Linked DNA regions of Homo sapiens: region 1 is linked to region 2. The links are chromatin contacts, found by Hi-C or POLR2A ChIA-PET in ENCODE. All regions are on one chromosome and are shown on one strand. The core of a region is the stretch at or near the end of the contact, and the rest is flanking DNA. Distances in the headings are between cores, read along the strand shown.

Region 1 (4,845 bases), core at 1,987-4,486, 69 kb after region 2:
CTCTGTGGGATCGGGGGCTCCATGGGGCTGGAGGTCCTGGACTGTACGGAGAAACAGGCTTCTAGGGGCCCTGGGGGTGGGGTGGGGAAAAGGAAGAGAGAATGGATTCCAGGCATCAGTATGTGGCCTGCCAATACCTCACCCCCCATCAGGTCCTTGGGAGCCGCCCAATTGACATAGGAACTAAAATCCCTCTGTGGACTTTCCAGTGACTCCCCAAGCTTAAGATGATTAATAATGACAAGAAGTCAGTGGTGGAAATAATACTACTGAGCACTTAAGATGGAGGTACTCTCCTAAGCACCATATGCATTAAGTCATTGACTTCATGATAAGCCTAAAACGTAACTACTATTATCCCCCTTTTCTATTTAGAGAAAAGACATGTTGAAATTAATTTGTCCAAAGTCACACAAAACTATCCAAAACTATCAGTAGCAGGACTCAAACCTGGGCAGCCTGAGTTCATTCTCTTAGTCACTGTGAAACATGCTCCTTATTTAAGACACATAGCTCAGTGGATGTAAACACAGGCTCTGGAACAACACTCAAATTTGACTCTCACTTTGGTCTAGCAATATTGCTATGAATGAGTTCTTTCATCTCTATGCCTTAGATTTTGGTTTTGTCATCTGTAAAATGGGCTCTTGCAAGGATTAAATGAGAAAATACTATCTATTACCTAGCATATTACCTGGCACGCAGCAACAATTTATCGCTACCCCAGGGAATAAGTTTAGATCTCCTGAGCACTTACAAGCACTGCCTGCCAAGCACTGTGCCAGGCACTGGGGACAATGTGGTGAACTCAACAGACAGCTCTGGGTGCTCCCATGGAGTTTATCAGCTGGATAAACAAGCCCTTTATTTCAGATATTCACAAGAGAAGGGCTGTATCTGATGCCTGCACATCCAGGATATTAACTTATTACTACCACTTCTTAAGAGCAGCAACCTGCAGTGGCTAATAATCCCTGGGTATGTGAGCTTCTGACAACTTGGATGGGAAATCCTCTCGAGGGGCACTCACATCACCCATTTCCAAGTGCTGAGCTGAACATTCAGCCTAAATGCTATTTACTAGAGTAGCTAAGCCAACCCTGGATCAGTTTCTAATTTCACCGAGAGAGTGCAATTTTAAGTTGGAATCCAGCCAGAGATTCAACTGCAGTGCCTGACACGGAACCCCAGGAAGTCACTTAAATCAAAGAGCGGAAACTGCTTGGTTCAAATTTAGAAAGTGCACATTGTTTTCTATTAGAAGTGCCATTTCCTTGCCTGCTGACCTTTACATTTGGAATTCTGCTGGAGATCAATTTAAAGAAATAGCAGCAGAAGGCCAAGACCTCTGCTCAAGGGGATACAATTTGGAATCCAAGGGAAAGATTACACTCTGGGAAGATTCCACCCCAATCTTAAGAACCCCAGGGAATGGGGAGGGAGGGTAAAAGAGAAAGATAAGTCTTTAAAACAAAACCAAAAAAAGGCCATTGCATTAATGTATTATGGGGTGGGGTTTTAGTAAATGCTTTTGCATTTACTAAATTTGCATCAAGATGCTAACGATGTTCTAATTAGGAGAGCTGATCCTGCCCCTCTGCTGTTAGGTTTATCTAGAACCTGTCTAAAATAAAAAGCTAGCTCTAGATAAAAGTTTATGAAGGGGATAAAAAGGGGGCTATCCACGGGGCTCCAGTATGTATATCACTTACACTGCTAAATCCAAAAAGCATCCAGTCTTTTCTGCGAGGTTCAATGCTCAGTCAACTGATATTTCCCATTCACGCAGGGCATCAACTATTGGCTTTGCTCCCATGGCCCTGCCTACTTAAAAGGATGCTGGTATTTCTTTACACGCCTTGTTTTTCCTGTCTTGGAGAAAGCCTACCTAGTGGCAGTGCCTGCCCCCATGTTCTCTTCGGATGAAACCATAGCATCACCTTTGAATTGGCGATTTCCTTGTGGCAGAGTTTACCTTAAGTGTCTGGCAGGTCTGCCACCAAAGAGTAGCCACTTGCCAAAGCAGCCTCCCCTGGAGATCCTGTGGTCAGGGCTGGAGAGAGGGAATGCAAGTAAGCATCTATGGAGAGGAGTTTTTCCAAGGATCAGGCTGATGACAACGTAGGAATTCCAGGGAATGCTACCTCAGCCTGCCCACTTATTCTCAATAGGTGTTCCAAAGCCTTGCTTCTAGAATAAATGAGTTTGGGGCAAGAGGCCAGGGTTAGGAGCCCAAGGTCCAGCACTGAGGACGCTGCCTGGAGGAAAGGGTGTGGCTTGGCCTAAGAATTAAAAATGCCACGGATAAGATTCTCCAGCACCAGCCAGAACCCTCACCCCCGGACAATGATAACATGAGTCCCTTGTTCCAGAAACCGATGTCAGGAATATTCAGGGTCCTGCCAACACAATGTAGGCAGCAGTTTGAAGCTTCTATTGCCCCATATAGTTGGGTTTTGTCTCTCAGGACCAGGATTGGGTCTGGTCATGCTGTGGAAGAAAGTAAAAGACTCCCTTTCCTTAAGCAGATTCACTTTTTTTTTTTTTTTTCATTTGTGAGGTTCTTTAAAAACAGCCCATGTCCTACAGATAAAGCAAAAGAAATGGGCAATGCTCAGAAATTTTAATAGGCCTTGGAATCAGAAAGCAGATTCCCCAATTCATGGAAAAGTCCCACCAGGAAGCCAGGATGGGAGCAGCCGCTGCAGGCAATGGGGATGTTGGCATTCACAGGCTCCCATAACCCTCCAGAGGCAGCTGTCAACATCTGGGCCTGCAGTTGAGGCCAGACATGGGGATGGGAGCTTGGCCCACGATGACTTGGCTCTCTGGGGACGATGCAGCATCCGATGGCTCCACTGGGCATATTCTAAAATGTATCTTCCCTATTATAACCCCGATGTAGTAGGATTCCTTTCAACCACCAGCTCAGCAAAAACCAAATCAGAGTTCCACTGCTGGCCTCACCCCTCACCAGCAGGGACCCTCCAAGAGCCTCTGCTGAATTTATGTGGCTGACAAAGGAAAACAATTTTCTGAGCTGCCTATTTAAGAACCCCTCAGCACAGCTAAATGATGTCTCAAAAAAAAAAAGAAAGAAAAAAAGAAAAGAAAGAAGGCCTGGCGCAGTGGCTCATGCCTGTAATCTCAGCCTTTTGGGAGGCCAAGGTAGGCAGATCACTTGAGGTCAGGAGTTCAAGACCAGCCTGACCAACAGGATGAAACCCCCATCTCTACTAAAAATACAAAAATTAGCCAGGCATGGTGGCAGGTGCCTGTAATCCCAGTTACTTGGGAGGCTGAGGCAGGAGAGTCACTTGAACCCAGGAGGCGGAGGTTGCTGTGAGCCAATATCGCACCACTGCACTCTAGCCTGAGTGACAGAGCAAGACTGAGTCTCAAGAAAAAAAAAAAGAAAGAAAGAAAAAGAAAAAACAACTCTCAGTTGATTTGGTAGATCAATCTCTACTCACTGAGAAACACCCACCCTCCACTCTGAGCAATGCTGACAATCTTAAGTGCAATTTAATATGTGCTCCCTGCTTCCCCTGCAAGGTAGTAAGAGATTTATAATATAAATAAGAGAGAGGAGGTTTTGCCTCATTTAAGCAGTTTGGAAGAGACTGATGGCCAATTTGGAAGACACTGGACAGAGAAACAAACCCAGCACTCCACTTAGCCAAAGAAGCACCTCTATCAAGTTTAGGTGGTACTCTTACGAACTGGCAAGAGGGAAGGGACTTTTACCTCCACTCAACCTTCTAATAATAATAAATAATAATTATGGAAGCGGCTAATATTTACGAAACATTTCTTGGTGCCAGGCTCCGTGCTAAGCCCTCAGTGATTTATTTTCTCACCATAAATCAAGTCATTTAATCCTCACCATACTTCAAGAGAGAACCCATTTTACAGAGGAGGAAATGGAAGCACAAAGGGTCATAGAGCTAGCAAGTGACCAGAGCAGGATTTGAACCAAGACAGCAGAGGCTTCAGAGGCTGAAATATTAACCTCTCAGCCCTGACTTACAAAAGCCCTCCATAACCTCTGGGAATTTATGGAAAGGCATGAAAGTGCCATCACTTTCACAACCATGGACTCCTCCAGCCCTCACGGAACATCATTAGAACATCCTGGGGCTCTGCAATGCAACCAACAGGGAAGGAAAGCCAGATGGGGCTTACATCAGCCTGAACCCCAGGGAGGGGAATTTTCAATGTGGAGAGTGAAGGCTGTGGGGGTTTGTAATCTCTCTCATTCAAGGAAGGCTCAGAGTTCAAGTGCTCTTCACTCCAGTTCAGTGTTACATGCCATCCCCCGTCTTAAAAGTGGTTTCATTTTTAGTTTTCTTATAGTTGAATGGATTTCACTTGTAGGAGTTTATTACAAACCAGTCCCCAAAAGGAAACCCTGGGGTGGAAAGGAATCTCTACTCCTCCCCACCTATCAAGTTGAACTTAAGGGTCCCTAGGGTACCTTCATTGATGGGGTCCCTGGCCCAGGTCTGTGAGGAAGGGAGGGAGCCAGGGCACAGAGAGTCCTAGAATACTGAATCAGCAGGATATCAAAATCCCCAGAACACGCGCAACACTGTATTTGCTGCTTGGCGGGTCTGGGAGCCCAGAACCAGCCAGTCTGACACTCACTGCATTTGTACCTGTGGGGAGGGGGCTGAGCATCAGGCTGCAAACCGCTCAATACAGGCTGGCTGAAAAGAATCAAGAGGCATGTTAAATGTCCGCACAATTGAGCAGGATGCCTAATCCCACCCACCCACACCCTCCCCTTGACTTACCCTAGGGAGGTGAGTTGGGAAATATTGGGAAAACCTGACAGTTGTACTT
Region 2 (4,604 bases), core at 1,326-3,825:
GCCTCTGGCTCTCCTTTCTGATGCAGGAGCACTCTGTGGGAGCCCCCCAGAAAACACCAGAGGAAGGGGAAGCTGGCTTTTCTGAGGCCAGTAAGGGTCTCCCATGGAAACTCTGGCTGGGAGGCAGACACGGAAGACCCTACCAGGCTGCGCCACCCAGTCCCTGCCAGAAAACTCTTGCCCAGAAAATCACCTTTGAGGCCAGGCGTGGTGGCTCACTCCTGTAATCCCAGCACTTTGGGAGGCTGAGGCAGGCGGATCACAAGTTCAGGAGTTCAAGATCAGCCTGGCCAAGATGGTGAAACCCTGTCTCTACTAAAAATACAAAAATTAGTTGGGCATGTGCCTGTAATCCCAGCTACCTGGGAGGCTGAGGCAGGAGAATCATTTGAACCTGCAGTGAGCTGAGACTGCACCGCTGCACTCCAGCCTGGGCGACAGAGCGAGACTCCGTCTTTAAAAAAAAAGAAAAAGAAAAGAAAATCACCTTTGAGGTGTGACAGAAATCTGGCAGGGGAAGAAGGGACACGTAGGCCCACAAAGTCTTTCTCAGCCCCCACACTCTGCCTGGCTAGAAAGCCAGGGTGTATCAGCTTGGCTTAACAAACCAAGTAGGAGTTACCAGCCTGTGAAAGAACTTTTACAAGATGAATGAACTGGGCAGGAAATGCCCAGTTGCCTGCCTTTCTCCCTCCTTCCTTCCATCTTTTCTTCCTTAATTTTTTTCGGGGGTGGGTGTGGGGTGGTGGACAGAGTCTCACTCTGTTGCCCAGGCTGGAGTGTAGTGGCGCAATCTCAGGTCACTGCAACTTCCACCTCTCTGGTTCAAGAGATTCTCCTGTCTCAACTTCCCGAATAGCTGGGAATACAGGCGTGTGCCACCATGCCCAGCTAATTTTTGTATTTTTAATAGAGATAGGGTTTTGCCACGTTGACCAGGCTGGTCTCAAACTTCTGACCTCAAGTGATCAGCTCGCTTCGGCCTCCCGAAGTACTGGATTACAGGCGTGAGCCACCGCGCCAGGCCTCTTCCTTGCTTTTTAAATTTTCTCTTCTTTCTCTTTCCCCTCTTTTCTCCCCTCCTTTCTGAAATTTCTTCCTCTTCCCTCCCTTCCTACCTTCTCCTTTCCTTTCCTTTCTCTGTCCTTCCCCTGCTTTCCTTCTGTCTCTTAATTCTATCCTGGAAAGAGATCTCCAAGCATCCCTCTCCTTTAATCTTTCAGGGCACATACTCCCCGACTTATGATGGTTGAACTTATGATTTTTTTTAGTTTACGGTGACGCAGAAGTGTCACGCATTCAGTAGAAACTGTACTTCGAGTACCCATACAACCATTCTGTTTTTCACTTTCAGTACAGTAGTCAATAAGTTGCATGAGGTATTCAACACTTTGTTATAAAATAGGCTTTGTGTGAGATGATTTCACCCAACTGTAGGCTAATGTAAGTGTTCTGAGCACTGTAAGTGTTGAAGGTAGGCTAGGCTAAGCTATGATATTTGGTAAGGTTGGTGTGTTAAATGGGTTTTCCACTTACGACATTTTCAACTTACAGTGGGTTTATCGGCAGATAACTGCATTGTAAATCAAGAAGCACCTGTATATCCAGCTCAGTATAAGCACTGAGGTTGGAGGATTTAACAAGCCACAGCTCAAGGATTACAAAGGATCTTTCCCCTTCACAAACTCCACCTCTGGGTGAGATTTCAAGATGGCCAGAGTTGAACCTGTCATATCTCAACCCCAAACGCTTTCCTTCTTCTCCAAGACTGAGGAGCAGGGTCTTTGTGGAGCCTACGCAGCAGGCTAAGGATGCGAACACCTAAGAGAAATGGAATTTGGGGTCATAAGTCAAGTAGCATATTCTATGTGGAAGAATTATTTCAGAGTTAACAGAGAATTTTTTTTTGGTTTGGTTTTAAAGTGGTTTACATCTATAAGACTTCTGGGAAAGGGACAGATTCCCAACGTGTAAAATATGAAATTTTCAAAGTCAACATTCCTAATGCCCAAATACACTTTAGGACTATGAAAACTTCATGTACAATGATATGTTGTTATGAACTAAATCGTACTGAACAGTTAGTTGTAAGAGGGCATTTCATGTTTTATTTTTATTTCCATGCGCGGTTTATTTTTGCTCTGACATTTTGTTATAATTTCTTCCTACAGTAGGTGAAGTGCTTGGGAAGTTAATTTAAACCAGCCTGACTCTCTGTGTGTTTTTTAATATTTGTTTAAGCTTTTATTGAGCTTGTCAGGCAAGTCAGTGTGCAAAAATGCAGCCGAAAACCCCTTTTCCCTTCTGCGGTGCCTGCCCATTAATACTAGGTGGTGACAACAAGATTCGCGCACACTTCAAATGGGGGATTATTCTGGGTTTTCAAGGAAATTTGAGCCACCTGTTTCAGAAACCTCTTAGTGACTTAGCAAGATGATGAAGGGTGTCTCCCCACTCAGCCGTCACTCAGAGTTCCGCCTCCTCTGGCTCCTTCAGACTCGGCCGGGCCCTGCAGGGGCAATTTGCAGCCCTGGTTGGACGCCTGAGCTCCAAGTTGTCCTCCCAGCTTGTGGCTTGGCCTCAGCCTGGGCCAGAGAAACAGCTGCCATCTCTCTGCCTGTGGGGAACTTTCCAGATCCACAGCAGGCTGGCTTTCCCCTGGGTTTGGGCTGCCCAGTCTGGAGCTGTTTATCATGGACAGCAGAACGACATGGGATCACCTTTGAGGAAGTGAGTTGTGAGAGCCAATTGTGCGGCCTACGTGTCGGGGAGCCACGCTGCCCACAAAATTTGGCCAAGGAGGGAAACAGAAAGTCAACATTTTCCAGCAGACTGGGAAGGCGGCTGGGTATTTCTGGAGCCCAGGACTCTCTGGTAAAATGGTCCTTGTGGTGGTGAGAGGCAAAAAAAGGTGGTAGTGGCGGGGGGGGGGGGGGCACAATCAGATCTCTACTCAGCTCAGGAAAGGCCTCTTAACACAAGCAAGAGGTTTCCCTGGCACACAATCCCAGTGCTCCACACTGACCAGGAATCTCACCAAACCTAACCCCAGGAGCAGACTAGAACCAGGGTGCCATGGCTGGAAGGAGCCTTAGCGATGATTTAGACCAGGGGCCCTCCAAGTGTGGGCTTGGGTCCTCTGCATCAGCAAGTCCTGGGAACTTGTTAGAAATGCAGATTCTCAGGCCCCAACCCAGACCTGCTGGGCCAGAAACTCCAGGGGTAGGAACCAGCAGCATGTGTTGTCACAAGCCCTCCAAGTGCTGGTGCTGCAGGGCACAGTTTGATCATCACTGGGAAGGCTCTAAGCTTTCAATCAGTGGGGAAACTGAGGCCTGGGGTGAGGTGGGAGGAAGGAAAGTAACGCATTCATCACCGGTTTGTTTGTGGCGGAACCAGAACAAGTTCTGCCAGGCTAGGTTTCCTCCTGCCCCTTCTTCTCCTGCCAGTTTAGAGAGGAGAAGGCTCTAATGTCTGAAATCCCACCAATTGATGGCAGTTGATCTGGCTCTTCTCTCCCTCTGCTGACCTTATACCCATCTGCAAACTTCAGGAGGACTCTGTACCACCTCTCATAGTGGGCATGTTGATAATTCAGACTTTCACTTTTCAGTCAATGTTGTGAATAAGCAAGCTAGAAGAATGACCTTTGATTTTGATAAATGACCAGGTCTTTCACAAGTTGAGTTAGCTAAGTGTTCCTGCCCTGCTGCACTCCCTTCTAAATGAGGGCTCTATGCCTGCCACCCCTGCTAAGTGGACAACACCTTCTGCTCCATGGGACAATGCTCCATGGTCACTGATATTGATGGCAGGGGGACAGAGCCCTGACTGAGAGGAGGGGGCAGCCACAGGCTAGCTAAGAATCTCCAAGGCCCATAGACTTGAAAAGATGATCTGGGCCAATCAAATTCCTCCCCTGGGAGTTTAGAATTGGGAAACTCAGAGGCTGGGGCCATTAGCAATGGAAACCAAAGCTGAAAGGCCATTTGGGGAATTGCATGATGTAGATGGGGCCTGGGTAGTCCTGAGGAGCTTGGTGCAAGCTGAGGACAGACAAAGTAAGTGGAGGAAGGTTGGCAGTGGAAAAAGAGCAGAGAAGAAAGAGAGAGAAACAGAAATCCCACAAGGAAAACCTGTGGGATTTAGCTTTCTTGAGGCCTGATTTTTCTTTTTCTTTTTTTTTCCAGATGGAGTTTCGCTCTTGTTGCCCAGGCTGGAGTGCAATGGCACGATCTCGGCTCACTGCAACCTCCACCTCCTAGGTTCAAGCAATTCTCCTGCCTCAGCCTCCTGAGTAGCTAGAATTACAGGCATGTGCCACCATGCCCGGCTAATTTTATATTTTTTATTTATTTTATTTTATTTATTTATTTATTTTGAGATGGAGTCTCACTCTGTCACCCAGGCTGGAGTGCAGTGGCTCGATCTCGGCTCACTGCAAGCTCCGCCTCCTGGATTCAAGCAATTCTCCTGCCTCAACCTCCCAAGTAGCTGGGACTACAGGCGCCCGCCACCACATCCGGCTAATTTTTCGCATTTTTAGTAGAGACGAGGTTTCACTGTGTTAGCCAGGATGGTCTCGATCTCCTGACTTTGTGATC

What was found. A loop is a pair of places that touch in the nucleus more often than their neighbours do. ChIA-PET counts read pairs that join two places held with the same protein, here RNA polymerase II (POLR2A). Pooled maps may share reads with other maps.
Region 1: a map of endothelial cell of umbilical vein shows a loop between it and region 2 (4-fold over the local background). The contact joins the promoter of SPRY4-IT1 here to the enhancer-like site in region 2. A Hi-C loop is called at or near these places in 7 of 168 maps with a recorded cell type or tissue (aorta, ascending aorta, astrocyte of the cerebellum and 4 more) and 3 of 50 pooled maps. POLR2A ChIA-PET finds 5 or more read pairs at or near these places in 10 of 52 experiments (BJ, GM12878, H1 and 6 more).

Annotation. Positions count from the first base shown.
Region 1 is chr5:142,315,086-142,319,930 of GRCh38, forward strand. It overlaps SPRY4-IT1 (SPRY4 intronic transcript 1), which reads right to left and starts at 3,237. Exons shown (of 1, transcript NR_131221.1): 1 at 2,535-3,237. SPRY4 (sprouty RTK signaling antagonist 4) reads right to left here. Exons shown (of 2, transcript NM_001127496.3): 2 at 1-70. The coding sequence starts at 23. RefSeq lists an enhancer at 4,507-4,845.
Region 2 is chr5:142,246,671-142,251,274 of GRCh38, forward strand. No RefSeq gene overlaps it. Among named protein-coding and RNA genes, the nearest start is that of SPRY4-IT1, 69 kb to the right of the region's middle. RefSeq lists an enhancer at 1-554. Within about 2 kb of position 2,576, at least 10 of the 41 ENCODE cell types and tissues checked have a DNase peak (open chromatin) inside an H3K27ac peak, as active enhancers do; they include ascending aorta, where a contact is called at or near this core.